Linked DNA regions of Homo sapiens: regions 2, 3, 4, 5, 6 and 7 are each linked to region 1. A link is a loop called in an ENCODE intact Hi-C map of the cell type or tissue named here. Cell type or tissue: Caco-2. All regions are shown on one strand. Links, peaks and the distances in the headings refer to the core of each region. The heading gives the core; the rest is flanking DNA. Region 1 holds the start of GLYATL1-AS1 (GLYATL1 antisense RNA 1). Region 2 has its middle 39 kb from the start of GLYATL1. Region 3 overlaps GLYATL1-AS1 (GLYATL1 antisense RNA 1). Region 4 has its middle 13 kb from the start of DTX4. Region 5 overlaps LPXN (leupaxin). Region 6 has its middle 54 kb from the start of GLYATL2. Region 7 has its middle 6.1 kb from the start of GLYATL2.

The links. Peaks named below come from ENCODE experiments on the same cell type or tissue, not always from the same donor. Only the 100,000 strongest peaks of a DNase experiment are listed, where the experiment ranks them.
Region 2: it touches region 1 in a loop (14-fold over the local background); 6 of 110 quality-filtered maps call a loop at or near these places.
Region 3: it touches region 1 in a loop (11-fold over the local background); 17 of 110 quality-filtered maps call a loop at or near these places.
Region 4: a loop joins it to region 1, with 5 times the contacts of the local background. A loop is called at or near these places in 33 of 110 quality-filtered maps.
Region 5: it touches region 1 in a loop (13-fold over the local background); 5 of 110 quality-filtered maps call a loop at or near these places.
Region 6: a loop joins it to region 1, with 10 times the contacts of the local background. A loop is called at or near these places in 2 of 110 quality-filtered maps.
Region 7: a loop joins it to region 1, with 14 times the contacts of the local background. A loop is called at or near these places in 6 of 110 quality-filtered maps.

Annotation. Positions count from the first base shown.
Region 1 is chr11:59,056,031-59,060,374 of GRCh38, forward strand. GLYATL1-AS1 (GLYATL1 antisense RNA 1) reads right to left here and starts at 2,422. Exons shown (of 6, transcript NR_033853.2): 1 at 2,342-2,422. RefSeq lists enhancers at 2,257-2,326, 2,497-2,756. In Caco-2, for the core only: a CTCF peak has its summit at 2,581; a DNase peak (open chromatin) is centred at 2,561; H3K4me3 peaks cover 690 bases.
Region 2 is chr11:58,898,810-58,903,153 of GRCh38, forward strand. It overlaps a transcript of GLYATL2 not described here. Among named protein-coding and RNA genes, the nearest start is that of GLYATL1, 39 kb to the right of the region's middle. In Caco-2, for the core only: a CTCF peak has its summit at 2,178 (motif pointing left); a DNase peak (open chromatin) is centred at 2,202.
Region 3 is chr11:58,956,924-58,961,267 of GRCh38, forward strand. All of the region lies in intron 5 of GLYATL1-AS1 (GLYATL1 antisense RNA 1), which reads right to left. Among named protein-coding and RNA genes, the nearest start is that of GLYATL1, 20 kb to the left of the region's middle. In Caco-2, for the core only: a CTCF peak has its summit at 1,798 (motif pointing right); no DNase peak of the experiment used is centred there.
Region 4 is chr11:59,156,469-59,160,812 of GRCh38, forward strand. No RefSeq gene overlaps it. Among named protein-coding and RNA genes, the nearest start is that of DTX4, 13 kb to the right of the region's middle. RefSeq lists an enhancer at 2,274-2,323. In Caco-2, for the core only: a CTCF peak has its summit at 2,179 (motif pointing left); a DNase peak (open chromatin) is centred at 2,183.
Region 5 is chr11:58,565,481-58,569,824 of GRCh38, forward strand. The region is part of intron 2 of LPXN (leupaxin); the gene reads right to left. Among named protein-coding and RNA genes, the nearest start is that of LPXN, 8.2 kb to the right of the region's middle. In Caco-2, for the core only: a CTCF peak has its summit at 2,620 (motif pointing right); a DNase peak (open chromatin) is centred at 2,621.
Region 6 is chr11:58,788,413-58,792,756 of GRCh38, forward strand. No RefSeq gene overlaps it. Among named protein-coding and RNA genes, the nearest start is that of GLYATL2, 54 kb to the right of the region's middle. In Caco-2, for the core only: a CTCF peak has its summit at 214 (motif pointing left); a DNase peak (open chromatin) is centred at 1,944.
Region 7 is chr11:58,848,605-58,852,948 of GRCh38, forward strand. It overlaps a transcript of GLYATL2 not described here. Among named protein-coding and RNA genes, the nearest start is that of GLYATL2, 6.1 kb to the left of the region's middle. In Caco-2, for the core only: no CTCF peak of the experiment used is centred there; a DNase peak (open chromatin) is centred at 2,027.

The sequences.
Region 1 (4,344 bases), core at 148-4,147:
TCCACTGTGGACTCTTATTAATTCACTTATCCATCAAGTTCTCTTATTAACTCACTTATACATCATATTCCCTTATTAACTTTTTATTCAATCACTGGTATTTGTTTCTAGTGCTCATAATTGAACACAAATTTGTTTACTATTATATAAAATAAAGTAACAGCTATTCACCGTTTCCTCCTTTACCTCAATAAGTTGACATCTTCCAATAGATTTATTTCCCTGTTTTGCTCCCTCCTCAGATCCAGATGAGTGTGCTAAGTGATACAAAATGCTTTTATTCCTCTACCGTTCAACCCCCTGAGCCCGATGTTTTAGTTCCACGTGTTTTAGTTCCAGGTGTCACAGAATTTCCCTTGCAGTGTGTCTCATCAATTTAAAGAATCCTTCTTTAAAACTTTTCTTACACATTCCCAGAGAGCCTATCATTGTCCATTTAGAGTTAACTCTCTACATAAAATTTGTCAATTTTTTTTTACTCACCACTGTTTCCTCTCCTTATTTTCTGCTCCTATCTGAAATCTCTTTTCCTATTTGATTAAATTGCTTCTTCAGTATTTCCTGCATGTACATATGCTACCGATATAATATCTGAAGACTCTCAAATCCACAAATATCTTTCTTTGACCCTCACAAGAATATAATTTCTGCAGCCTTATACATTGACAAATGTTTGTCTTTTACCCTCAAGTGACTGATTCCCTATGACATCACATTTTAGGATGACCAAATATAATTTTCCACTTTATACATAAGGAAACTGAGGTACAAAGAAACAAGGTAGCCTTGAACTTTCATTCAAGGTCACAAAGCTAGCAAAAAGTGGATGACTAGCGATGAGGTCTTCAGGTTGAGATTAACAAACAACATCACAGGATATAATAGGATTTAACCCAACTTCAACTTCATAAAATGAATGGACATTCCCTGATCTTCCCTCCACTCCCACCCCCACCTCAGGGGATTTCAGGATGCACTGGGCAAAACTGTCTCCCTCCATCCCCAACCGTTTCTCAGGCAGTGACAGGTGTCAAGAACTCCTCGCCGCCCTTCTTGAAGCTTACATTCTGGAGCAGGGAGGCAGAAGCTAAACCAAAAATTAAAACAACTGTGAACATATTCCCTATAAACTCAGATGTAGTATATGAAAACAACACATGATTTGACGACAGAAGATGATGGAGGGAGAAAGAACAACAAATAAATAGGAAAAGAGGCCTCAGATAGGAGCAGGTAAAAAGGAGAGAAAACAGGAAGGGGTCAGGACTGGTTTCCCTCAAAGCCTGTCATTTGACAGAGAGCTGCAGAAAGAAGGAATAGAGCCAAGCACATAACAGGAGGGTAGAGTTGCAGTCTGAAGCACCCAAAATGGTCCACTAGGATGGACAAAGGACATACTTGAACCACCACTTAGATTCATCTTCATCTAAAAAATAAGAAATTAAGTGTGTGTAATATTTAATTATTTAGTACATTAATTACAGTAGAATATATAGAGTTGATGCTCAATTTGTTAAAAAATAGATATCTAAAATTAAACCTCAGAGATTACTCTTGCCTATGACAACGAGCTTCTGAAAGGCAAGGATAGGTCTCACCCATCTCTGTATCTTCAGAATCCATCATATTATGTGGAACATAATAGGTATCAATAGTATGTTGGGGAAAAAAATCGAAACCATGCTGAGCACCGGAATTCTGTGTAAATCTTTTTAAAAAGTCTCTTCTACTTTACATCAGAGTCCCTTTTGTATTTTTAGTATCATCCAGCCCCACGCCTTGCAGATAAGCCCCTAAGAAATGAATGGGTGAATGAATGTGTGGACAGCGGGATGGATCATTGAGTGAGGAGCAGTGATTCGCAGGACCTGCATGCATTGAAATCCTGCCAAAGCAGCCTCTGCAAAATAAAAGACCTTGGGCTTTGGTTTCTGACACAAGTTAAAATTATCCAAGGACTCTCCTTGGGCCACTTAGTTGAGGTTTCCTAATCTGTGAAACAGAAAATGAATTCAATAGAAAGATGATTGAGACAAATTTCTGGAAGGTGCCAAAGCAGGATGCCTGGCATTGAGGGACGCTTCACACCTGTTATCTCTCTCCCTATTCTCTCTTCACCCCTACTCCCGCCCGGCAACTCCCCGCTGTCAGCTCCAGGAATACTTACCTGCTGAGAAAAGGAAAAGCACAACACTGACTTTACCCCGCGACGCTTTTAAAAACTCCAAAACACCCAGCGCGATGGGGAGTAGGTTTCCCTAAAGACAGGTGGAGCAGCCATAGTTAACTTAGAGGAAGGTGAATTGACAAAGAGGGTTGAGCCACTACGAGCGGGAGTTACCTTGGACTAACAGTTGTATCTTCAGCGAGCACAAGTCCTGGAATCTCCCACGCCCATCCCTTTTTTTAGCGCCACAAATGCAGCCTCCTAAGAGAATGGGAAGCTTGGGAGTCAGAGAACAGAAGATTGAGCTACCATTGGCCTTAATGGATGTCAATCTTCACTTGTCTCTTTTTTTTCCTTCCTCGCCTCCTTGCCCCTCCCTATCCCGGTAGGCGCGTTCTCTGGCGCCATCATATGGCAGAATGCGGGACTACACCAAATGCGGAAAGGCACCTTCCCCTTCCCTGAGTATCTGCAAACTCAGGGCTGGGCTTGGTTTTTAAGAGCTCAGCTCCTGTGCCAGGGGCGGTGCTAAAAGGGGCTGCCTGCGCAGATGTCATTCCCACAAGATGCAAGTAAAGAAGCACCGCGGACACCGGGGGAGGGTCACAGAGTGACAGGAGGACTGGTTGACCAGCTGACTGGCCTCACTTCTGACAAATGCAAATTACCCAGCCACAGTCCAACCAAGGGTATCAAAACAGGATCTCTGCAGATGGAGCTCAGTGTTATGTGTTTTGGATGCTCGCAATAAGATTTTCATGCACCATAAACTTTCCTGAGTATCTCAACCAGTTTTGTTGATGCCGGGGTTTGTTCAAAGCTGCAGATTACTGGGCCTCACCCCAGACCTACTCTACTTAAATATAGTGGGGTTCCCATAATCCCCATTTTAAAAAACCTATCCAAGTTAAAGTACAGAGAATCACAAACTGGAAGAACTCCTTAATTTACAAATAAGAAATGGAGACCCCCCCACCAAGAGAGAAAGGAATTTGCCCAAGGTCTCCCTGAAAGAGCCTAAGAAAGCGTGAGGCTCTAAGGTTAAAATCCTACCTGACACCCTTTCCTTTCCCCAACTAGTCCTGTGACCTCTAGCAAACTATCCTGTCCTAATCTGTGAAATGGGAGCAACAGTCACACCTACCCCAACTGGTGACTGCAAATATTAAATGGGGCCACAATGAGTCAACTACCAAGCACCACCCCATTGTAAGTTGAGGTTGAAATGATTCTAGATCGCCCTACCCCCATTCATCTCCCAGTACCATTGTATGACCGTGGAGGTGAAACCATCCAGCCGCCTGTTGGTCCCAAACCATGTTCACCTCCACCCGTGGCTCAGTGACTATTTCTTTTCTTGAAGAGAGAGAGAGGCTCCTTGGAGCCTCTGGAATCTGGAGGGGGATGTTACCTTCCCCCTGTGTGCATTGTCTTCCCAAGATAGGATGGACTACGGGGTCTCCATGTGAAGAGTTAGCTGCCAGGGCATCAAGGATGGCTCCTAAGTGGTTGCTGGAGGCTTAGAGACCCCACTCCAGCTCTCTCTCAAATGGGGGCAGCTTGTTTGCAGCAGTGAGTGAGGTGGGCCCACTACGAACCCACAGGAGGAGAGGAAAAGACCGTCCCATCTAAGCTTTTACATAACCCATTGCAAGCTCCAGAATGTGGTGCCCAGGCCCATATCTATAACCCACCCCCAGAGGCCAGTTCTCCTCAGCCTTTCCTGCCACTTCTGCCATTGTACATCCAGACACTTCCCCTGTTCTCTTCTATCAAACTCCTACTCATCTCTCAGCCATCTAGTCCAAATATTAATCTTTCTCTGTGATATACTCTCAGGGTAGAGGCAGTGGTGCCTTCCTCTGTATTCCCAGAACATGTTGTCTGCAACTCTAAATACAGACATCATCCTACTATTAGGGTTCAAGAGCATCTTTTATGGGTTCATGAAGGAATCACTCTTCGTAAACACTGGCCTTATTCCCTAACTTCACCAGACCTGACCTTAGTGCATGATCCATTCCCACCTCTCCCAACCACATGAGAGGCCTTTTCCTCTTTATGGGTTTGCAAACCACAATATGACCTAACCACCAGTTACTGGCCAAAAGCATTCTTGTCACGTTTATTATAAAATCCAGCCAACAAGATGCTTTGTGCCAAGGGAATGTTCCTTT
Region 2 (4,344 bases), core at 149-4,148, 160 kb before region 1:
GCGACAGTGCAAGACTCCATCTTAAAAAAAATAAAATAAAATTCTTTCTCCAATATTTCCTGGATGTAAATATGCTACTGATATAATATGTGAAGACTTTCAAAACCACAAATATATTTATTTGACCCTCAGAAGAATATAATTTCTGCAGCCTTATAAATACGCAAATATTTTTTCTTTTACACTCAGGGGACTGATGCCCTATGAATCCACATTTTAGGATGACCAAATTTAATTTTTTCCATTTTATACATAAGGAAACTGAGGTGCAAAGAAAGAAGGTAACCTTGAACCTTCATTCAAGGTCACAAAGCTAATAAGAAGTGGATGACTAGCGATGAGGGCTTCAGGTTGAGATTAACAACCAACATCACAGGATATAATAGGGTTCAACCCAACTTCAAGTTCATAAAATGAATGGACATTCCCTGATCTTCCCTCCACTCCCACCCCCACCTCAGGGGATTTCAGGATGTACAGGGCAAAGCTGTCTCCCTCCACTCCCAACCGTTTCTCAGTCAGTGTGGGGTGTTAAGAACTCCTCACTGCCCCTCTTGAAGCTTACATTCTGGAGCAGGGAGGCAGAAACTAAACCAAAAATTAAAAAAACAAAAACAGTAAACATATTTCCTATAAACTCAGGTGTAGTATATGAAAAACAACACATGATTTGACGACAGAAGATGATGGAGGGAGAAAGAACAACAAATAAATAGGAAAAGAGGCCTCAGATACGAGCAGACAAAAAGGAGAGGAAACAGGAAGGGGTTAGGACGGGCCTCCACAAAAGACTGGCATTTGACAGACAGCTGCAGAAAGAAGGAACAGAGCCAAGCACATACCAGCGGGTTAGGGTTGCAGTCTGAGAAAGCACTCCAGGAATCACCCAAGATGGTCCACTAGGGTGAACAAAGGACATACTTGAACCAGCATTTAGATTCATCTTCATCTAAAAAATAAGAAATTAAGTGTGCCTAATATTTATTTAACATGTTAATTACAACAGAATATATATATATACACACACATACATATATAGTTGATGCTCAATTTGTTAAAAATTTGGTATGTAAAATTAAAGCTCAGAGATTACTCTTGCGTACGGCAATAAGCTCCTGAAAGGCAAGGATAGATTTCACCCCTCTCTGTATTTTCAGAGTCCATCGAATTGTGTGGAACAAAATAGGTATCAGTAGTATTTTGGGGGGTGGGGGGAGATCGAAACCATGCGGAGCACCGGAATTCTGTGTAAATCATTTAAAAAAACCTCCTCTGCTTTACAGCAGAGTCCCTTTTCTTTTGTATTTTTAGTTGCAACTAGCCCCATGCCTTGTAGATGACCCCTAAGAAATGAATGAGTGAATGAACGCGTGGACAGCAGGATGGATCAGTGAGTGAGGAGCAGTGATTCGCAGGACATGCATGCATTGAAATCCTGACAAAGCAGCCTCTGCAAAATAAGAGACCTTAGGCTTTGGTGTCTGACAGAAGATAAAATTATTCAAGGGCTGTCCTTGGGCAACTTAGTTGAGGTTTCCTAATCTATGAAACAGAAAATGATTAAATAGAAAGACGATTGCGAAAAAACCTATGGAAGGTGCGAAAGCAGGATGCCTGGCATTGAGAGACGCTTCACACCTGTTATCTCTCTCCCTATTCTCTCTCCACTCCTACTCCCGCCCGGCAGCTCCCCGCTGTCAGCACCAGAAATACCCGCTAAGAATACGAAAAGCAACGCTGGCCTTACACCGTGACGCTTTTAAAAACTCTAAAAACCCAGCGTGACGGGGGGTAGGTTTGCCTAAAGACAGGTGAGGCAGCCTTAGTTAACTGAGAAGGTTAATTGACAAAGAGGGTTGAGCCACTATGAGCCGAAGCAACCTTGGACTAACAGGTGTATCTTCAGCCAACACATGTCCCAGCATCTCCCACGCCCATCCCTCCATTTAGCACCCAAAATGCAGCCTCCTAAGAGAATGGGAAGCTTGGGGGGGTGGTCAGCTTTGGCTTTCATGGAAGCTACCATTGGCTTTCATTGATGTCAACCCATTAAGGGAATCTTCGAGTCCAAGAACGGAAGCTACCATTGGCCTTAATCTTCACCTCCCGCTTTTCTTCCCTGCTTCTTTTCTCCTCCCTATTCCAGTAGGTTAGTTCTCTGGCGCCATCAGCTGGCAGCACGCGGGAATATACCAAACGCGGAAACGCGCCTTCGCCTGCCCTGAGTAACTGCAAATCCAGGGCTGAGTGAGGTATTTAAGCGCTTGGCTTGTGTACTCAGGACGGTGCTAAAAGGGGGCTGCCTGCGCGGATCCTTTTCCCACAAGATGCAAGTAAAAAAGCACCGCTGACGCCCTGGGAGGGTCACAGAGAGACAGGCGGGGCGGTTGACCAGCTGAACGGACTCACTTCTAAGAAATGCAAATTACCGAGCCACAGTCCAACCAAAGGTATCAAAACAGGATCTCTACCGATGGAGCTCAGCGATATGTGTTTTGACCAGCTCACAATAAGATTTTCATGCATCATACATTTTGCTTGAGTTTCTCAGGTAGTTATGTTGATGTCCGGATTTGTTAAAAGCTGCAGATTACTGGGCCTCACCCCAGACCTATTGAACTTAAATATATTTGGGTTCCCAGAATCCCCATTAAAACAAACAAACAAACAAACAAAACACCTATCCAAGTGATACGGTTGAACTTTAAAGTAAAGAGAATCACAAACTGGCAGATCTCTTTAATTTATACTTAGGGAATGGAGACTTCCCCCACCCCCACCAAGAGGGAAAGGAATTTGCTCAAGGTCTCCCTGCAAGATCCTAAGAAAACGTGAAGCTCTAAGGTTAAAATCCTACCTGACAGCCTTTCCCTCCCCCAACTAGTCCTGTGACCTCTAGCAAATTATCCTGTCCTAATCTGTGAAATGGGATCAACAGTCACACCTACCTCAATGGGTGACTGTGAACATCAAAAGAGACCAAAATGAGTCAACTACCAAGCACTGCCCCACTGGAGGTAGACATTGAACTAAATCTTGATCACTCTACCCCCCATTCATCTCCGAGTACCACTGTATGAGGATGGAAGTGAAGTCACCCAGCCACATGTTGGTCCCAAACCATGTAAACCTCTACACACAGCTCAGTGAATATTTCTTTACTTGAAGAGAGAGAGAGGCTCCTTGGAGCCTCTGGAGTCTGGAGGTGGATGTTACCATCCCCATGAGTGCATTGTCTTCCTAAGATAGGATGGACTACGGGGTCTATATGGGAAGTGTTAGCTGCCAGTACTTCAAGGCTGGCTCCTAAGCTGTTGCTGGAGGCTTAGAGACCCCATTTCAGCTATCTATCAATAGGGGCAGGTTGTTAGCAGGAGTGAGTGAGGTGAGCCCACTATGAACCCACAGGAGGACAGGAAAAAAACCATCTCATCTAAGCTTTCACATACCCCATTGCAAGCTCCATTATGTGGTGCCCAGGCCCTTATGTCTGACACATCCCCAGAAGCCAATTCTCCTCAGTCCTTCCTGCCACTTCTGCCATTGTACATCCAGACAGTTCCACTCTTTTCTTCTGTCAAACTCCTACTCATCTCTCATCCATCAAGTCCAAATATAAATCTCATTCTCTGTGATATACTCCCAAGGTAGAGGCAGTGGTGCCTTCCTCTGTATTCCCAGAACATGTTGTTTGCAACTCTAAATACAGACATCAGCCTACTGTTAGAGTTTAGAAGCATCTTTTAGGGGTTCATGAAGGAATCCCTTTCCATAAACACTGGCCTTACTCCCTAACTTCACCAGACCTGGCCTTAGTGCTTGATCCATTCCCACCTCACCCGACCATGTGAGGGCTTTTCTTCTTTGTGGGTTTGACTACCACAAAATGACCCAACGACCAGTTACTTGGCCAAAAGTATTCTCATCACATTTATAATAAAATCCAGCCAACAAGATGCTTTCTGCCAAGGGAATGTTCTTTTTCAGGGCAAACACTCTGTCCTCAGGGATGCTGGACAACTTCCACAGCCCCATGTAAGCATTAGCTGAAAGTGAGGCTTCCTTGGTGGCTCAACAGATTCCCTGAGCATCCCTACCCTGTCACTGATATCAAATTGCAGTGGATTGCATCCAAGCTCTCAGACCATAGCTGCAAAAGGAAAATCAAAGCTAGAGCTCTACTCTGGACCTATAGCTCTAGGTAGTTAGTTTCTCTGTGAGGGTCACTTTTATACTTAAGGAAGAAATGGAAGATTGGTACTAAAAATGACGTCAGGTTACTTATTCCAATTGTGTGGTTCAGCTGTTACTCCAATGATGAGCAAATGAAGAGGAATTAGAAGC
Region 3 (4,344 bases), core at 275-4,274, 99 kb before region 1:
GAATCCCTGATCTTAAAAAATAATTATACTTCACCAACAAAACTTGGCCTCTTTTGGTTCCACTCTGCCACCCTGCCATTGGAACTTGGATTACTGTGAACATTGCAGCTATAGCAAAATAAAAAATAAAAAAAATAAATAATTGGCATTTTCATTCTTTCTGATAGTCTAGATTTGAAGCAGAAAAGATACTTTAATAGAATTGGCTTTGGAAGTAAAGTCTGCCAGTATTAAGAAACACCTATTTTCATCTCTCCATAAAAAACAAAACTTCCACAAAATTGAATGTTTATATTTGATGCGATTTTAAAGTGTGCAATTCCAGCAATTAAAGAATTGTGTAGGTCATGGAGCATTTTTAAAAAACTTCATCTTAGAAGGCTGTGGTAGATCTGTTACCGCTTAGTATGAATCAATCCAATCAGATTTCTAAACTCCTAAGACCTGGCTGATTTGTTACATTGACTGAAATGAAAGCATGGTCTGAGAAAGAGAGGAAACATGTCATTTGGGATTTCAAAGGTTGGAACATTCTTACATAAAAAATAAACTCGGGAACTTGGGGTAATATGAAAACAGCTATATTTTTCACTCAAGATGCAAAAGCTAATAAAGATGATGAAAGAAGACAAAGCAAATAAAATTTGCCTATTTCAAAATGGTGCCTCGGGCAGGTCCTGTATCCAGAAGAGGATGCTCATCCAGGGTCTGTAAGCTCAGGTCATCTTAGCTCAGCCCAGCTGGCAGCTTCCCTCCTCTGCCCCTTCCCTGAATGCAAGCCAGCTTCCCTTATCTAGCCCTTCATGGTCCTGTTACGATAGTGATTCCCAAACCTTATCATCCACTTGGATTAAAAAAACACAAGAAAGCATGGGAAAGAGGAAGGAGGATTTCTTAAATATGGCAAAAATAAGTCCAAAATTATCAGTAAACACAATACAGATGAATGGGGTAATTTTTTTATTAAAACATATGTTTTTCATATTGAGTTAAAAACAAAGTCCAAGAAGCATGCATTAATCTGCTCTGGCTGCCATAACAAAGTTTCATACACTGAGTAGCTTACACAACAGAAATTGATTTCTCACTCGTTTGGAAACCGGGAAGGGATATGACAAGGTTCTGGCGAGGTAGGTTTCATTCTCAGTCCTCCTCTCTCAGCTTGTTGATGGCTGCTCTCTCTCTGTGCCCTCACATGGTGTAGAGGAGGGCTCAGACTCTCTTCCTTTTCTTAGAAGGACTTAGTGTCATCATGGGGGCTCCACCCTCATGACGTCATCTAAACTCAATTACGTCTGAAAGGCCCACCTCCAAATACATTTGGAGTTGGGACTTCAACATATGAATTTGGGGATCACAGTCAGTACATAAGAAAGCACATCTGAAATAAAAACACAAAGGCTAAAAGAAAGGAAAAAGATATACTAAATGATTTTGAAACTGAAAAAGCAAAGTAATAACATCAATACTAAGCAAAACAGAACTTAAGACGAAAATCTGCTAAATACAGAATTCTCCCACAAGATAAGTCATGAATCTTCCTCACAACACAACTACAAAATACATATGGCAAAAGCTGACATACAAAAAGAAATAGGCAAATCCACAGTCTCAGTAGGAGAACTCAAAATACTTCCCTCAGAAAGCAACAGATGATGCCGATAACAAAGACAACTTGACAAAATGCCATCACAAGTTGATATTTCTGGTGATGTTGGGGTTATCTGCTTACTGTGTATTTGAGAACTTCTGTTCATCTGTTTGTCAAACTGACCAGCAGGGGGTGCTGGGGAGGGAAACACTCCACAGGGAGGGTGGGGAAAGTTCTCTAAGTCTAGAGGCTCCTGGTCCCCCCATGATCATCATCTATCAGGGGCAAGCACTGCTGATACAGGAGCTAAAAAAATCAATTATTTAGGCAGTTAGTGTGGGTAAGGGAGTCGTTGGTAAGGTTTTCCTTTTAATAAAAAAGCAGCCCCCATCTAATTTTGTTTTCTAACAACAATCAGCCTGAAAAATCAGCTGCAAGCATAGATAAGCAAGCTAAAACTTGCAAAGGGGAATGCCGGCACCTATGCCAATAGAAAAGGGATACTTGGAAGCCAGGCATACTCGCATGTTCAACATGGAGGTGTCCTCTTCTTTTTTTTTTTTTTTTTTTTTTTGACGGAGTCTCGCTCTGTTGCCCATGCTGGAGTGGAGTGGGGCGATGTCGGCTCACTGCACCCTCTGCCTCCCGGGTTCAAGCAGCTCTCTACCTCAGCCTCCTGAGTGGCTGGGATTTCAGGAGCCCACCAACAGGCCCGGCTAAATTTTTTTTTTTTTGTATTTTTTTTAGTGGAGACGAGGTTTCACCATCTTGGCCAAGCTGGTCTTGAACTCCTGACCTCGTGATCCACCCTCCTCGCCCTCAGAAAGTGCGGTGATTACAGGCGTGAGCTACGGCGCCCTGCCTCTTCTTCCCTTTTCTTTGTCTTCAAGTGTTCAGGCAACATGGCGCTGGCCAGATAGAGACCCCATCTGCATAATAAAAGATTAGGATGGGATGGCCAGCCTCTTCGTGCATTCACACCTGGTCCAACCAACCCTCTGAGCCCTGTGTAAATCAGACACTGGCTCCTCAAGCTCATCTATAAAACCAGCCGCAACTTGCCCCAAACCCAGAAACCCGCTCAGGCACCCTTCCAATGCACAGGGAACTCTCTCTTCTTTCTTTTGCCTATTAACCTTCCACTCTTAAATCCACTCCTTCTGTGTCTACATCTTCAATTTCCTTATTGTGAGACAAAAAGCCTCTGGCATTTACCCAAATGATTCTGCTTCACTGCCATCTCTAGCCCAAGTGCCAAAAATGACCACTTTAGCCTGATGAATGCCACGGCTGCTACCATGCTGCTTAGGACAAGCAAGGATACAAAGATGGACTGGGGAATGGTTTATCAGAGAGGCCGCAATGAAAGCATATCCCATGCAACTTTCCACTTCTTAACTTCTGTCATTTTCAAACTTAAAGGTTTTTTTTTTTATTTTTATGTTTTGTTGTTGTTGTTTTGTTTTTAACAGTTTCTATTTCTGGCCCAAAGACTTCTCTTTGTTTTCCTCCTATGACATATTTATTGTTTGTTCTAAAGTCCTTTCCAACATTTCCTATAGTAATTTAGAAGACATGTGTTTGGTTCACATCTTGATCTCCTCTCCACCTAGAATTCTTTTTACTTTCTCCCAGGAAGATTCCACCCCTCCTATTCTGCCAGTTCCCTCTACCTCAAACAGTTGCCCTTTCAGGCAGATAAGCCTGGGCCAGTTCTACTTTACTATGGACACCAACTCTTCTGAAATAACATCTGAGTCTTGGGATTTGCATATGAATCTTCCCTTGACACAGAAAACAGTCTTTCCTTTTACCTTCACTAAAGGCATACACTTGGGAGAATGGACAGCACTAAAATTCCACAGGTTTCAAAACCAAACGTGCTGTGCCATTCTAGAGTTCTTGGAATGAAGACGACAAAGTAGGTTAGAAGGGATGATTTCCTCCTTCCTTTGTCACCATGAAGGAGCTCCTGTTTTTAAAGGGAAAAATTAACGACAGTCCAAAAGAAACTCTTGCAAATCAAGCCTTGCCATGCCACCACGAGAAGGGTAATCTGTGTGCCTAGGGGTGAAATTTTTAAATTTTTGTAACGGTGTCCAGGGTCACCCTGTGGATAACAAAAATATTTAAAAACCTACACCGGTGCCAACCTTTCAGAACTGTGTGTCTTTGCAAGGACTTACCAAGGCCTAGAGATGATAGCAGTCTACAGGCAAACTCCAAAGCCTCCCACCTGCCCCAACCAACACACACACACACACACACACACAAACACCACCCTGCTATTCTTTGGCCCTAGATCTCACTTAAATTTATTCTAAATCTTAATCTCCCTGTGCCTTCAAACTCATGTGTTGTACAGCCTTGGTAATTGCTTTTTAAGGATATTCCCTGACTTTATAAAAACTATTTATGAGACATATATCTAAGGTAAAACTTTTCATTTCAGCCCAGATCAGCACTCTTTTTATTAGAATTACAAATCCTGAATTTCTTAGTTGCTAGAAAAATATATTGAAAAGGAATTATGCTTGTATAGCAACGGATTATCTCTGGAAAAGTACTGGGTGTCTAGAGGATGAGTGAAAATTGTTTCCCCTATATATATTTTTTTATTTCGAAAAGTATATCCTGTGTATATTCAAAAGATAACATTTTATAAACAGGGAAATTGCCTCCACTGTGGACTCTTATTAATTCACTTATCCACCAAGTTCTCTTATTAACTGACTTATCCATCATATTCCCTT
Region 4 (4,344 bases), core at 203-4,202, 100 kb after region 1:
GAATTTTTACCCAAATTGGTGATATCTTGGAAAAGACTGGGACTTATATCTTGAAATATAGCTTATTGTTCTTTCTCCTAAGAGCTAGTTCATCAGATCCAGACACTACTATGGCCATTCCTGCATCTAAAGTACACCCACCTTGGATCACTTAAGAAATATAAGCATTTCAGAATGCAGCAAATACCTTTCTCTGATTTTCTCTTGTCCTAGCTCTCAAGACCAGGTAGCTAGAAAATTCAGCTTAGGTCTGGATTTATCACCACTCACTCATCCAATTCCTGGTTACAGAGCTAACCCACTATCACATTCTACTCCAGATCTCTCTTTGAAATGGGATAATGGATTAAACAAGGTTGTAGTGGGTTTAACTGTGCCTGCCCCTAAGGGCAGGCACTATCCTCACCCTATATACCTATAAATGTGACCTTATTTAGACAAAAATGCTTTGTAGATGTAATTAAATTAAGATTCAAGAGATGAGATCATCCTGCACTTACTGGGTGAGCCCTAAATCCAGTAACGAGCATCCTTATAAGTAAAGAAGAAACACAGAGGAGAAACCGAGAAAGAAAGGCCATGTGAAGATGGAGACAGAAATTGGAGAGATACATCTACAAGCCAGGGGTTGCCAGGGATTGCCAGAGGCCACTAAAAGCTAGGAGAGAGGCATGGACAGGTTCTCCTCAAAACCTCCAGAAGGAACCAACCCTGATAACATCTTAATTTCAGACTTCTGGTCTCCAGAAATAAGAGAGTAGATTTCTGTAGTTTCAAGCCACCAAGTTTGGGGTAATTTGTTATGAACTGGGTGGCTTAAAACAATTTAGTCTCTCACAGTCATGAGAGGACAGAAATGTATAACCTGAAGTCAAGGTGTTGGCAGGGCTGTACTTTCTCCAGAAGGTGCAGTGGGGGTAAGGGCGAGTGAATTAAGGGTCCCCCACTGACCTACCTGCTAATGAGTCTGAGTGGCCAGAGGTAGAATTGAAATAAGCCACCCAAATGATTCTTTGGTTGTCACTCATGTGACTCAGTCTCCTCTGGGCAGGAACAGGAAGGGATGCTCTCATGACAATGGAGCAGCAAGCCCCACAGCCCAGCAGAAAAGCAACGTGGTTGTGGCTACTGAGTGAAGAATCCCTGAAGTTGAAATACATGGTGTCAGCAATAAGGACCTTGCTATTTGATATATAGCTTCGGGCGAACAAAACATTTGAAATTTATTTGATTGAATACAAACTAGTCATTCAAAACTAAAAATACATGTAGCCAATTTCCTTCCCCTTTGCCCCCCTTTAACCCATCCCTTCCCTTCTGCCTCAACCTCAGCTGCTTTTAGAGAAAGATAATTAGAATGCAACTGAGATATCTCTGTCCCCAAATGGGACGGAGGCCATGCACACCTGTGTGCATATACTGGGGAACTTCAGGGAGGGAAGGGCTCAAGCTTATGGCTCTGTTGGATTCAGGTGTCCAAGTCACCATCCTACCCTGTCCTGTAAGAGAACAAGATGTTGGGCACAGGAATGGCCAAAGGCACCAAGGACTAAAGGATGGAGCTGAGGCAGTGTACATAGGGGTAGAAAGGGATCTCTGGGCCTGGGTGTTCACCAAATACTGAGAGGTGCATGGAAAAGAACTGACACTTGTGCTTAGATTCTGACCCTGCAGCAAGGAGTTAAAGGAGGGAAAAGGCTAGCAACTAAGTTTTCTTCCCTCTCTCTCTCTGCTGTCTTCCATTTGCCACCCTAGCTGTCCTTTCCCTCTCACCCTGAACTTCCCTGGGCTCCTAGACAGGCACAATTGTTGGAGCCTGATTTTCATTATGCTCCTACAGGGGGAAAAGCAAACGAATTCAACTGATGGAGTTTAGGTATGATTTGCTGTGAGAGAAAGAAAGCTAAAGTAACGTTATAGATGGAGCTCCTTGGGCGGATTCAAGATACCGTTGTTGTGGAATGATGTTGAGTGCCTTCACTTCCTCATCTCGTGTCAGAGAGGATCACCCTGTTCAGCAACTGCTTCCTGTGGGACATGTAGATCATCCTCTCAGTTTGTTTCCCTGTCCCCTCTCAGTAGTCTAGCAACAACAATATAGACTCTTCAAAAGAATGGGAAATCCTAGCTTTGCTTAAATACAGAAGCGCTCAGAGGCCATTTCCTAGGACAACATTGCCACCTACTGGAGGTAGCCACAAGTACACACCAATAAAGGCAGCTGTCAATTACCCTGCTGCCAAACTCTTGAGATCCACTGCCTGACTCAAGGATGCCTCTTCCATCTGGCATCCCTTTTGGGTCTTGGGTCAACTAAGACTGGTTGACTAACAAAGGGAGAATCCAAAAGGCCAAAAAAGCAGTTAAATGAAAATGGTATATTCAAGAGCTCAGCCAGGGTGGTCTTGGCGTCACATTGGTTTTACAAGAAAAGAAAATGTCAGATGCCTTTCCGGGTGAAATGTTATCTCTTACTTTGTCACCTGAATTATGTTATTTTCCTCCAAGGAGGGTTTACTGTATCCTCCTGATACAGAGTGAAATCAGATCATTAAGGTCTGATTATCAATTAAGAGGTCTGATTATCAATCAGACCTTTTAATGATCAGATTTCAGTCATGGATAAAATCAACTTGAGACTCAGTTGTATAATGCCAAGGCTCTGTCTACCTCTGGTTGGCTTCACTTCTAGAGTGTAGCCTGGAAGGGCCCCAGCTGAGGCCTTGGGATGTTTACTAGTGTCCTCCCACTTCCTGCGTTATCGAATTCAGAACTCCAATTTTTATCTCCTCAGCACTGTAAGTCTTTAGGGCACTCTGCTCCACTTTTCACTGGATGACTCCAATGGGCACAAGGCATGAAACTTAGTGCCATCCTTAAGGATCTAAAGGATACAGAAATGATGCTCCCTGTCATGTATGCATTTAGTTCATCAGTTGTGGAGAATGACCATTCACTATCACAAAATCAACCAACTGGTGGGCCCAGTTGCAGCCACTGTGCCAGATGTGGAATCTTTGCTAGAGCAAATGCACATTTAATCAGGTACATGGTATGTGGCCATCAGTTGAATTAATGCATTCTCTTCTATCTCTATCAGAAAAAGGGATCATAAATAGTTCCACTCACATGGAATAGACAACAGTGTACATGTGTATTTTTGCCCCAGGACTATATTAGATATAGTGTTCCTTCTGTTATAATATAGATAGAAAAGATTTGGACTACTTGTACTTCCTTCAGACCATCACACCTGTCTACTATATCGATGTTAACATGCTAATTAGGCCAGATGGCAAGAAGTAATCAACTACCTTGGAGGTGCCGGTACACATGCATTTCAGGTGACAGGAAATAAACCCCGTGAGGAATCAGAGGCCCCCTAAATCAGGGGCATGCTAAGACCACCCATCCAAAGAAAAGGATGAATTATTGAATCTTGCATACCCCATGAAGAAAAAGAAAGTACACTGCCTGATAAATCTCTTTGGGTTCTGAAGGTAGCATATTCCATGCATGGGTATACTGTTTCAGCCAATTTACAGGGGATGCTATAGGCTGCCAGCCTTGAGTGGGGTCTGGATTAGGAAAGGGTCCCAGAAGATCCAAGCTATAGTGAAAACAGTACAGCTGCTTGGACCATGTGCCCTGGCTGACCCTCTGGTATCAGATGTGGGAAAAGATACCATGTGGAGTTGATAGCAAGCCCAAGTGGGAAAATTACAAGGCAAAGTTTTGGGGTTCTGGAGAAAGCCCGTGTTTTTTGCAGTGGATAGTTATATATCTTTTGAATAACAACTCCTTTTGAATTATATACTGTTTGAATATACCTTTTGGGCCCTGGTAGGGAGCACCTAACCATGAGACATTAAGTGACTCTGCATCCAAATCTCGCCATTTTTTAGTGAGTTCTATCAGAATTATCAAGTCATAATGTCAAGTGTGGCCAAAAAACCAGTCTCTCGTATGATGGAGTTGGAATGCCTAGCATTGTGCAGCATGAGCAGGAAAGGAGACCACAAGTGAGTTGTATGACAAATGTGTGGAGCAGGCTCCCAAAGATGTTCACACCATAATCCCTGGAATATGACCATGTAGGTTATATGGGAAAAGGGAATTAAGACCGCTAATCATCTAAGTTTAAGATAGCAAGGTTATCTTGGATATCTGGATAGCCTGATGTAAGCACGATGATTCTTAAAGGTGAGAAAAGGGAGAATCAGAGATTCAGAGGGAAACGTGACCATGAAAGAGGCACAGAGAGATGCAACACTGCTGGCTTTGAAGATGGGGGAAGGGGTCATGAACCAAGAAATGTGAGTGAGCTCTAGGAGAAAGAAAAGG
Region 5 (4,344 bases), core at 191-4,190, 490 kb before region 1:
CTGAGATCATGCCACTGCACTCCAGCCTGGGTGACAGAGCGAGACTCGGTCTCAAAAAAAAAAAAAATGTGTTTATTGACCTGAATTTGGTCTTATTATATTGGTGGACCTATAAGATAATTCTATCCAAAATTTATTTTCAAAATAAAAATTTCCTGAAATATCTTAAAGTGATAGTGATACAAAGTTATGAACATTCAAGCAACTTTAAAAAAATATTGGCCAGGCACAGTGGCTAACGCCTATCATCCCAGCACTTTGGGAGGCTGAGGCACGTGCATCATTTGAGGTCAGGAGAATTTGAGACCAGCCTGGTGTCATGTGACCAGACATGGTGAAACCCTGTCTCTACTAAAAATACAAAAAAATTTGCCAGGTATGGTGGTGGGTGCCTGTAGTCCCAGCTACTCGGGAGGCTGAGACAGGAGAATTGCTTGAACCCAGGAGGCGGAGGTTGCAGCGAGCCAAGATCATGCCACTGAACTCCAGCCTGGGCAACAGAGTGACACTCTGTCTCAACAACAACAAAAAATTGATTATCTGAACATTTTTAATGGTACAGACAATTATTCTTTATATGTATTCACATACCTTAATTGGTTATTTAGATATTATTGTCTCTAGCATTGGGATGTGGACATTTTTCAGGAACATGTGTTTTTTTTCGTTTTTTATTTAAACAGTTATTTTTTTATAAAACTGCAATCTTTTTCAAAACTTCATTTTATGGTTAATATATTTGAAATTATGGACAACTTTAATTGATGCTTCACTATATGTTTTTAACTGAGAACACATTTCCTCTCTAGATACTGATGAACCTGTAAGTTCTGCTAAATGAAGAATCTTCTCATTTTTTAGATTAAAATATGTAAATATTTCAGGCCAATATCGTCATAGGTGCTGTCTTTCTACCTTCATTCAAAGCACTTTTGCTCAATAATTTCTTACAAGATAAAACTTTCAAGTTGTCTATATCTGTGATTGTTTCAACATTTCACCAAATCTAGATACTGCAAAATCATAGACTTTCACAATTTTTCTCCATTTTGGTAGAGAATAAAAATTTATCCAAATAAAATTAGAAGTCAAAATACATCAAAGTCAAGATTTTTCTGAAGCACAATTGTCAAAATAGATAATTAAACCATATCTGCTTTCATCTTTTGATTTGTTCAACTCCTTCTTCGCTTTTGTAGGGAGAAATTTGAGCTTCTTCCTTTGCAAGCCTTATTTTACATAATTGTAACTTGCTAAAAGCTTCAAAAGCTGAATTTTCATGCTACATTCATTCAGTAATCGATTAAAAATTTCCAACTGGTCTTGAACATAATGCAATCTAAATTTGGGTTGCTTTACAAAGTGGTTTTTCAAAGGCTCAGGCATTCCCAAAATCCAATTGATGACATGCAACACAGACAGGAATATACATATAGTCATTCTGAAATGTTTCCTTGCATGGTAGTGTTCAATATCAGCTTCTGTCAGAAAAGTTTTGTAGATCAGTTACTTATAAAATCTGTGTGTGTGTGTGTGTGTGTGTATATATATATTTATAATTTATACATTTTGACAATTTTAGTTTCTGTTTTGACTGACAGAATACCGCAGCTTGTTTGAATGCAGTCACAAATTTTGTGCACATTACAACCAATTCCAAGTACATTTCTGCTTCATAGCTTGTTAACTTGGTAAGAACATTTTTAACACAATGCTGTGCTCTATTAACATTTGTATTCATATTCTTACAACAAAAACAACAGTTTACCTTCAATGTTGAGCTTTTCAACTAAATTTACAGTGGCATTAACAATGTCAGATGTTTCACTTTTTGACTAGGAAATAAATTTTCACATATTTTATTTTGATTGTTTGAATTAGATAAAAAACAAAATTGAAACATTTCAGAATTAATACATTTTTGAATTGAGACCTCTAAGGAAATTATTATAAAAAACATTATTTGAAGGTTTGCAAAGGAAAATCACTCATTAATTATTACCAGTTTACTTACAAGTACAAGAAAACTTGGAATTGAAAATGAGCAAAATTAATTTATGAGTTATTTGATACTAATGGGAAGGTGTGCTTCACAATGACATGTACATAGGCCTCCTGCAGCTGCCGTGTTGAAGTCATTTTAAGGCATATTCTTCTTAAATTATTAACTTTGGAAATAGATGCCAAAGCTGCTTCACCATATTTGTACCTTCTGGTTTTCAAAGGGATAGTGATCTTTCTACTTGCCTGCATGGTACATGGTAAATATTGAAAAATATTTTCTGCACGTTGCATATTCATTATCAGCTTTCTTGAGACAATTAAACATGTGGGTTTTGTTTTGAGCTAACTGCTGAAAGGGTTTATTGTAAAATTCAAAAGGCATTACCATATAATAAAACAAATAGAGCTTCACATATACAAATAATAACAAAACTGCTTTAATAAAACAATTAGGTTACACTATACTCTATGGCAAAATTACTTAGCCTCTATTTCCTAAACATAATTTGTATGACATTAAGCCACAATTTCTCCCATTTTCTACTGACTCTGAGGAGGTTCCACGCATCTCACAGGCCACCCACCACACGACCACATGAGGGCATGAGTGGTGGTTCACAAAGTGGCCAGCAGGGGGAAAAGCCTCAGAAATTCTTCTGCTACCACCTAAGATCAGAAGAGGTACTTGTGCTTGAGCTCTTAGCTTTAACAGGCAGCACCCTGCATATAATTCTTGAAAGGTTGCTGCTAGCTAGGTTTCATCTGAACAGAATCAAGAAAAAAGACAAGTTATCATTAGCCATCTTTTGCATTTAACCATAATTAAGTCAGAATTTGGCTGGGGACAGTGGCTCGTGCTTGTAATCCCAGCACTTTGGGAAGCTGAGGCAGGCAAATCACCTGAGGTCAGGAGTACAAGACCAGCCTAGTCAACATGGTGAAATCCTGTCTCTACTAAAAATACAAAAATTAGCTGCGCATGGTGGTGCATGCCTGTAGTCCCAGATACTCAGGAGGCTGAGGCAGGAGAATCACTTGAACCTGGGAGGCAGAGGTGGCAGTGAGCCAAGATTGCACCACTGCACTCCAGCCTGCACGACAGAAAGAGACTCCATCTCAAAAAAAAAAAAAAGAGCACTGTTCACTGAATATGTGTTTCATACGCTGCTAGATGAGACCATGGAAGAAGCTGGAAGGAGGTCTGTTAAGCCATAGTGGCTTACTTAATGCAAATACTGATAAGAAAACTTTAAATAAAATTGAAGATCTGGGGTAAAAAGTAAAGTTAATAGGATGTGAGAAAAACAAGCATAAACCCAGGACTCTTTCAGGTAAACCAGGATATATGGTCACCCCAGAAAGATCAACATGAAACTATGGCTTTTACTCCAAATGAGATGGGAGTCATTTTGGGGTTTTGAGTAGAAGAATGACAGGGTCTGACTTTAGTTTTTAAAGGTGACCCTGGCTGCTTGAGAACAGACTGCAGTGGGGCAAAGGGCAGGAGACCACTTAGGAGCCTACAGCTATAATCTAACACTGAGAACAAAGACAATAGTTCCCTAGTAGAGAGATAAATTCGTATCGTTAAAATTGTGTATGTGTCTGGAGAAAAGAACAGTTAGGGCGTAAACTACCCCTGAGCTCAAATTTCAGGTCTGTGCTTCTGGCTATTTCATACAGGGAACAATGATGAATCAAAATATCATAGTACAAAATTACCAGCTATGAAGAGCATCTACTTAATTCATCTTACACTAATTCCATTCTCATCAAGCAACCTTTTAATTATAATGTACGTCCATATAGACTTATCCATAGGAAGAGAATGCATATATGAGTAAATATAGCTGTTTTACTTGATAGCTTTAACTGTAAATTTGATTTCTGAGTTTTGTTTTTTTTTTGTTTGTTTGTTTTTTGAGACAAGCTCTCATTCTGTCGCCCAGGCTGGGATGGAGTGGCGCAATCATAGCTCACTGCAGCCTCGACCACCTGGGCTTAAGCAATCCTCCTGCTTCAGCCACCTGAGTGGCGGGGACCATAGGCACGCACCACCACACCCTGCTCATTTTTTAATTTTTCGTAGAGATGGGGGTCTCACCATATGGCCCAGGCTGGTCTCAAACTCCTGGCTTCAAGTGATCCCCCCGCCTCAGCCTTCCAAAGTGCTGAAATTACAGGCCTGAGCCACTGCACCTGCCCTAGGTTTTTAAAATATATATATAATCACTTGTCAATTTGGTTAGTTTGAGTTGGTTCCCTAGAGCTTCATCATCTCTATATAAACTAATAATTGAATCTCCTAATCTATTCAGCAGAAAATAAGACCTGGGAAGT
Region 6 (4,344 bases), core at 173-4,172, 270 kb before region 1:
GTAGACCAAGATGGTCAGGCCCTACTCACCTTGGCCCCTCCCCCACACAGGGCTGAGCAAGGAACTAAGCTCAGACCCTGTGCACTCCATGAATCAGCCTATTGCCTGAGGTAATAGAGAACTCCCAGCAGACAAGGACCAAGTATAATGTACACCCAGCCAATTTCCCCTCAGCTGGCTCTTATCCATAAGCGCCATCTACTGGCTTGCCTGTCAAATTGCACAGCCCAATACAAAACCTGTGGCTATAGAAGCAAAGTGAAAAGATCCTCCTATCCAGCATTCTCCACAGTCATAACCCCTGGGTTGGGGACGGAAGGAAGATACAATGATTTTAGGTCCCACATCCAGAGCACAGTAGTATGAGGGATGGGCTCCCAAGGCCTTGGGAAGCTCCACCCTTGTGACTTTGAAGGGTGTAGCCTCCATGGCTGCTCTCATGGGCTGGAGTCAAAAGTTTGGGCTGCAAGCCTGAAGCCTTCTGTGTTTGTGAGCCGATAGTGAGTTCACCATCTTTGAGTCTGGAGGGTAGCAGCCCCCTTCCCACAGCTACTCTAGGCAGTACCCTGATGGGGACTCTGCGTGGAGTCTCCAGTCCCACATATCCCCTTGGTACTGCCCTAGAAGAGTTTCTCTGTGAAGGCTCTGCCCCTGTGGCAGAATTCTGTCTGAATACCCAGGCTTTCCCATACATCCTCTGGAAACTATGTGGGAGCTATCAAGCCTTTTTCATTTTTGCATTTTGTGCACCTGCAGGCTTAACACCATGTGGAAGCCGCCACTGCCTATGAATTGTGCTCTCCAGAGCAGCAGCCTGAGCTGTATCTAGGACCCTTTGAGCCTTGACTGTGGCTGGAGTAGCCAGGATTTAGAGAGAACTGTCCCAAGGCAACACAGGGCAGCTGCACCCCAGGCCTGGCCATTGAAATGATTCTTTCCTCCTAGTCCTCTCGGCCTGTGATAAGGGGGGCTGCCTTGGAGATTTCTGAAATGTCTTAAAGGCCTTTTTGCCATTGTCTTGGATGTTAGCCCCTGGCTCCCTTTTGTAATACTAATCTCTCTAGTAACAGGTTGTTCTGCCCACTGCTTGGATTCTTTCTCTGCCAAAGAACCAAGCTACAAATTTTCCAAACTTTAATGCTCTGCTTCCTTTTAAAATAAAAGTTTCAGCTGGGCACTATGGCTCACACCTGTAATCCCAGCACTTTGGGAGGCCGAGGCAGGCAGATCACGAGGTCAATCCTGGCCAACATGGTGAAAGCCTGTCTCTACTAAAAATACAAAAATTAGCCAGGCATGGTGGCAGGCACCTGTAATCCCAGCTACTTGGGAGGCTGAGGCAGGAGAATCACTTGAACCCAGGAGGCGGACATTGCAGTGAGCCATGATCACACCATTGCACTCCAGCTTGGGCAACAAGAGTGAAACTCCACCTCAAAAAAATATGTATATATGTAAATATATGTTCAAATTTTAAGTCATTCCTTTGCTTCTGCATCTGATCATAGGCAATTAAAAGTAGCCACACCAATTCTTCAATGTTTTGCTGCTTTAAAATTTCTTCTACTAGATACCATAGGTCATCACTCTTAACTTCAACCTTCTGTAACACCTAAGGTTCTTGCCTAGCCATGCCAAAGAATTGGGGTTGTGGCTGACCACAGTGAGTGATAGAGACTCAGACTGAGAGAGAGTGAGCAGTAGGTTTTATTGAGCAGAGCAAGAGTACAAAGCTTCCACAGCATGGAAGGGGTCCCGAATGGGTAGCCACTGGTGGTTTTGGGTGATTGCCTTTTAAACTCTTTTAGGCGGGAAATACGAGTGGCGGGAAGATGTTACCAGAGCAAGAAACAAAGGCAGTAAATTATTTTGTGCCATGTCTTAGATTTTGAGGAAAACTGGAATTGCAACTTAGGTTTTATCTAAGTTGACCTTTTATCTTATCTTATGACCTTGCAGCAGCCTGGCAAAGGAGACAGGATCTTACAGGACTTTACAAAGTATGTTTACAAGGAATTGGAATTGGGAATATAGATAAGGTCCCCTGGTCACAGAAAAACAGGCAGTTAACATTTCTTTTACTTTAGTTTCGAGGGAGGGGGAAGGGGGAGAGGGAGAGACGACAGAGAAACTTAACAGCAAAATTTTCTCTGTTTATAGCTTTCTTGGGGAAGAAAACACATGCACAAATCCTGGTGTTAGGAATATTTTAAGCATAAATTTTCAATATTATTCATCCAGGACTGAAGTAAGTCTTCATGCAGGAAATGAGTGAGTTTCATAGCTTTCTGAACCCCTACTCGACCCAGAAAGCCCAGCTGGCACCTCCTCTCACTTCCAGAGGTCCTTAGGATGTGACACAATGCATCCAAGCATTTTGCTAGGGCATAACATGGGGGAACGTTTACTCTACTTCCTAATAACTTTCTTATTTTCATCTGAGATCTCATCATTTTGGACTGCACTGTCCGTATCCCTATGAGCATCTTGGTCCCAACCTTTTATCAGGGCTCTAAGACGTTCCAAACTTTTCTGCCATTTCCTATCTCTTCTGAGCCCTGCAAACTCTTCTAATTTCTGCCTGTTACCTATCTCCAAAGTTGCTTTTACATTTTCAAATGTCTTTATAGCAACACCCTATTCTCAGTACCAATTTTCTTTGTCAATACATTCTGATATTGCTATTAAAAAAAAAAACACGAAGCTGGATAACTTATAAAGAGAAGAGGTTTAATTAGTTCATGGTTCTACAGGCAGTACAAGCATGGCCCCAGCATCTCCTTCTGGCAAAGGCCTCGGGAAGATTACAATTATGGTGAAAGAAAAGAGAAGGTGACATATCATATGGTGAGAGTGGAAGCAAGAGAGAGAATGGAGTGGTCCCAGACTCTTTTAAACAAGCAGATCTCACATGAACTAACTAAGTCACATGACTTGGCACTAAAAAATTTATGAGGAATGTGAATCCCAAAAACCTGAGACAGGTCTCGGGCAATTTAAGAAGGTTATTTTGCCAAGGTTGAGGAGGCACACCTGTGACACAGCCACAGGAGGTCCGGACAACATGTGTCCAAGGTGGTCAGAGCACAGTTTGGTTTTATAGGTTCTAGGGAGACATGAGACATATGCAAGATGAACATTGGTTCAGTCTGGAAAGGTGGGACAACTCAAAGCAAAGGCAGAAAGAGTCAAAGTGGGGAGGGTGCTTTCATGTCATAGGCAAATAAGAGACAAATTTTTGCATTCTTCTGAGTTGCTGATTAGCCTCCCCAAAAGAGATAATCAAATATGTATTTATCTCAGTGAGCAGAGGGGTGACTTTGAATAGAACAAGAGGCAGGTTGGCCCCAAGCAGTTCCCAGCTTGACTTTTTCCTTTAGATTAGTAACTTGGGGGCCCCAAGATTTATTTTTCTTTCACATTTTCCTTTTTTTCTTTTTTTAAAATCTTTTGGAGATTCTTTTAGAACAAAATGAGTCTCTGGTTTCAGGTTTCAACTGATCCATCATGGTTAGGATGGTTTACTCCTAGACAGGTAAGTCTTGAGGCATTAGAAAATGTCATTTTTAGAAGGTTGTGAAGTCTCATGTCCTGTGAAGAGAAAATAGGGGAAGAAAAAAGAAAAACAACAAAAGAACAATCCTAGAAAATCTATATAGGCCACATTACTCTGAAGTCCATACATCAGGAGGCAGATATGAAAGTGGCTTATTTATGTAAATAAGTTGCTATTATTTTCTTCTGAATATTAAGTTGTCTAGCTTCAGTTTGCAGGGCTTTATGAAATCACAGCTTAGTTTTCAGTGACTCCAAATTAGAAAAAATAGGAAAAAAAGTAAGGGAAAAAAATTGAAAACATTATTTTGAAAACTTGTAGCCAACAAAAATTAGAATTCAGTCCAAACTGTAGAAAATAATAAAAATGGAAAAATATTGGACAAGACCAGAATCTAACAGCAGGTGTACTATAGTTTTTGAAACATAATTTTTCTCTCTTCACTTTCTCATATTTACTGAAGACAAATCACGATAAGACTGGTTTGCTTTATTGTACTTGGCCTAATTATTTGTATACAGTACAGCAAGAATAAGTATTTTTTACATAGGCTTTTAAATTGGCTTTGATGGAACTTTGTTTCATAGAAGAAACTTCAGATAAGTCTTTTTTAAAGCTGAGCCCAGCCATGGATTTGTGCCACCAAATACCTATGAGTTGGGTGATCCTCCCCAGATGAGGTTCTTAGATATACTTGGGGCTCCTGGGTCTGTCAGAAAATGATATTCTTTACTCATCACAGGTCAGGAACCCTGTACAGGTGCTGTATAGAAAAAGATATGAGGCCA
Region 7 (4,344 bases), core at 142-4,141, 210 kb before region 1:
AAAAAAGAATTAGTGAGCTTGAAGACAGGCTATTTAAAAATGCGCTTTCAAAAGATACAAAATAAAAAAATTAAAAAACAACAAAACACATCTACAGGTTATAGAAAATAGCCTTGAAAGGGCAAATCTAAGAATTATTGGCCTTAAAGAGAAGGTAGAGATGGAGATGGGGTAGAAAGTTTATTTAAAGAAATAATAACAGAGAACTTCCCCATACCAGAGAAAGATATCAGTATCTGAGTACAGGAAAGTTGTAGAACACCAAGCAGATTTAACCCAAAGACTATCTCAAGGCATTTAAAATCAAACTCCCAAAGGTCAAGGAGAAAGAAACATAAAAGCAGCAAGAGAAAAGAAATAAATAACATACAATGGAGATACAATACATCTGACAGCAGATTTTTCAGTGGAAACCTAGGAGACAGTGGCATGACACACTTAAAGTGCTGAAGGAAAAATACCTTTTACCCTAGAATATTATCTCACAAAAATATTCTTCAAAAATGAAGGAAGAATACTTTCCCAGACAAGAGCTGAGGGATTTCATCAATATCAGACCTTTCCTACAAGAAATGCTAAAGAAAGAACAGAACATTGAGAAAGAAAGGAACATTAGTGAGCAATAAATAATCACCAGAAGTTTTAAAACTCACAGGTAATAATAAGTACACACGAACAGACAGAATATTATAACGCTGTTAACTGTGGTGTATAAACTACTTTTATCCTAAATAGAAACACCTGAGCTCAAGCAATCCACCTACCTTGGCCTCCCAAAGTGCTAGGATTACAGGCATGAGCCACCACACCTGGCCTATATATCAATAAATTGGAAAACCTAAAAAAAATGACAAATTTCTAGACACATATGATCCACCAAGATTGAACGAGGTCAAAATCCAAAACCTGAACAGACCAATAGCAAGACACAAGACTGAAGCTATACTAAAGTCTCTCAGTAAAGAAAAGCCCAGGATCTGACAGCTTCACTGCTGAATTCTACCAAACATTTAAAGAAGAATATCAATCCTACTCAAACTGTTCTGAAAAATGCAGGAGAAGGCAGCAAACTAACACAAGAACAGAAAACCAAACACCGCATGTTCTCACTTATAAGTGGGAGTTGAACAATGAGAACACATGGACAAAGGGAGGGGAACATCATACACTGGAGCCTGCTGGTAGGTGGGGGCCTGGGAGAGGGATAGTATTAGGAGAAATACCTAATGTAGATGACAGGTTGATGGGTGCAGCAAACTACCATAGCTCGCTTATACCTATGGAACAAAGCTGCACGTTCAGCACATGTATCCCAGAACTTAAAGTATAATTAAAAAAAGATAAACAATTCCAATAGAAAAACAGGAAAAGTGAAAAAAATAGAGAAGGGAATACTTCCAAACTCATTCTATGAGGCAAATATTATCCTGATACCAAAACCGAAGACACATCAAAACACAGAAAACTACAGTCCAATATTTCTGATGAATATTGATGCAAAAATCCTCATCAAAATACTAGCAAACCCTGGTAAAAGTGGGCATCTTTGTTGTGTTCCAGCTATTGGAAAAAAGGCTTTCAGCTTTTCCCCATTCAGTGTGATACTAGCTGTAGGTCTGTCATATATAGCTTTTAACCTGTTGAGGCATGTTTCTTCTATTCCCAGTTTGTTCAGAGGTTTTATTATGAAGGGATGTTGAATCTTATCAAATGCTTTTTTGTGGGCGGTAAGCCACCTGAGGCAAGAGACCGAGGGCACGAGCTGTTCCAGTGTGATAAATATATAAAATAACAAGAGTTATACTAGATATAGATCATAGATATGATTATATATGAATATCATTAATCATTAATTTGTAGCAATTACTCTTTATTCCAATATTATAATAATCTTCACTCTACAATCATAACCCAGGAAAAACCAGGCCATACAGAGATAGGAGCTGAAGGGGCATGGTGAGAAGTGACCAGAAGACGAGAGTGTGAGCCCTCTGTCATGCCCAGACAGGGCCACTAGATGGCTCCTTGGTCTAGCAGTAATGCCAGCATCTGGGAAGATGCCCATTACCAAGTGGACATGGTCTAGCGGTAGCATCAGTGCCAAGGAAAAGCACCTGCTACTTAGCAGACCAGGAAAGGGAGTCTCCCTTTCCCCAGGGGAGTTTAGAGAAGACTCTGCTCCACCACTCTTGTGGAGGGCCTGACATCAGTCAGGCCCACCCACAGTTATCTGGAGGCCTAACCATCTCCCTGTGATGCTGTGCTTCAGCGGTCATGCTCCTGTTTCACTTTCATGTTCTACTCTGGGCACCTGGCTCTGCCCTCTAGATAGCAGTAGCAAAATTAGTGAAAGTATTAAAGTCTTTGATCTTTCTGAAAAGAGCATAGAATAAATAATGGCATAAGCTGTACTCTCTCTGCCTTGGCTGCCAAACAGGGAAGGGCCCCCTGTCTGGTGGACACGTGACTCACGTGACCTTATCAATCATTGGAGATGACTCACACTCTTTACCCTGCCCCTTTTGCCTTGTATCCAATAAATAACAGTGCAGCCAGGCATTCGGGGCCACTACTGGTCTCCGCATCTTGGTGGTAGTGGTCCCCCGGGCCCAGTTGTCTTTTCTTTTATCTCTTTGTCTTGTGTCTTTATTTCTATGATCTCTCATCTCTGCACATGTGGAGAAAAACGCACAGACCCTGTGGGGCTGGCCACTACCCTTTTTAGCATCCATTGAGATGATTATATGGATTTTATCTTTCATTCTGTTGATATGGTGTATCGCACTGGTTGATTTGCATATTTTGAACTATCCTTGCATCCTAGGGATACATCCCAGTTGGTCATGATGAATAATCTTTCTAATGTTATTGTTGAATTTGGTTTGCTAGTATTTTGTTGAGGATTTTTGCATCAGTATATGCACATACTCTGTACCCACAAAAATTAAATATTAAAAAGAATTAAAAAAACAAAAAAGATAGACAATTGAGTTGGCCTTCTTCCAAAGAATTGTATTACATAATATTTGGACACTGCCAGAAACTCCAGACATCTGAGAGACATGATTACTATTATATGGTTCCTGGGTGTATCTTCCTCACTTCTGTAGAACTACAGAAATAGGTGGGTGACATGTGGGAAAAGATTCATAAGTAATGTTAAAGAGTTTCTAAATCATCACAGGGGAGATGGCAAGCCACTGGAAAGTTAGGACTGGAAAAACATGGTTGGGAGGAAGATGTCTGTTAGTGGGATACACACAAGGGATGATTGCCACCTGAGCTAGCATGATAGCCTACTGAGACGAGAAGAGATCCATAGATTTGAGATAATTCAAAGGTAGAGTTTGCAGAATTTGGTCATTGATTGAGAAAGAGTGAGAAGGCTGGCATCTGAGTTTCTGGATTGATCCACTAGAAGCATCAATAATTTTAATTCTTTGAATGGAAATAATATGTAAATTGGTAGATGATAATTTGCTTAAAGTCTTCATTAAGATATTTTCATGACTGTGAAACCAAATGACTATATTTATGAATGTGTTTACTTCTGGCAGAACTTTCATAGGCTCACTCCTTCTAAACTCAGTTCCCTTAACCCTCTTTCCATGAGATCGTATGAGTCTCAATAAAAATTCTGCAGTAGGGGCTATTAGATACCCAACCCCATCTCCAGTTTTTCCTCATGCTTCAGGAAGAAGAATTTGCTATTACCAGGAAAGTCTTTTAAAGCTGCTATGGACATTCAATTAAAGGACACTGAGAATGTAACTAACAGAAATTCAGTGATGTTTCCAAATTGCCTGACTATACGTTTTGAATAACAATGACCTACATTTATTGAGAAATTAACAATATGCCAGGTACATTCAAACTTCTTAGTATATTGTTTCATTTGGTCCTCACAACAACTCTATGAGGTAATCATTACTATTATCCACATTTTATGGAGCAGGAAATTGAGATAGAGATAGGGTAAATAGCTTGCTCAAAATTACATGAAATGAAAATAGCCGATCCAGGATTAAGGCCACAGAACCTTTGCCAAGAGCTCTCAAGTGAGATGTACAGACAAATATTCTTCTTCTAATTGCCATCAGCTATTTGAGACCATATTATCTGCCAGTTTCCTTGTTGATCTAGAAGTCTCTTTAATCGTTAACTACTTCCCTAAAGGCTCTGTCTCCAAATACAGTCACATTGGGGGTTAAGCCTTCAACATGTGAATTTTGAGGGAACACAATATGGTCCTTAAGAGTTGCTCTCTGTTCCCAAGCTGAGTGCTAAGGTCTTTCCTCAATAATGAATTCTTTTTTGCCTAAGTCAGCCAGTGAAGTGCTTGTA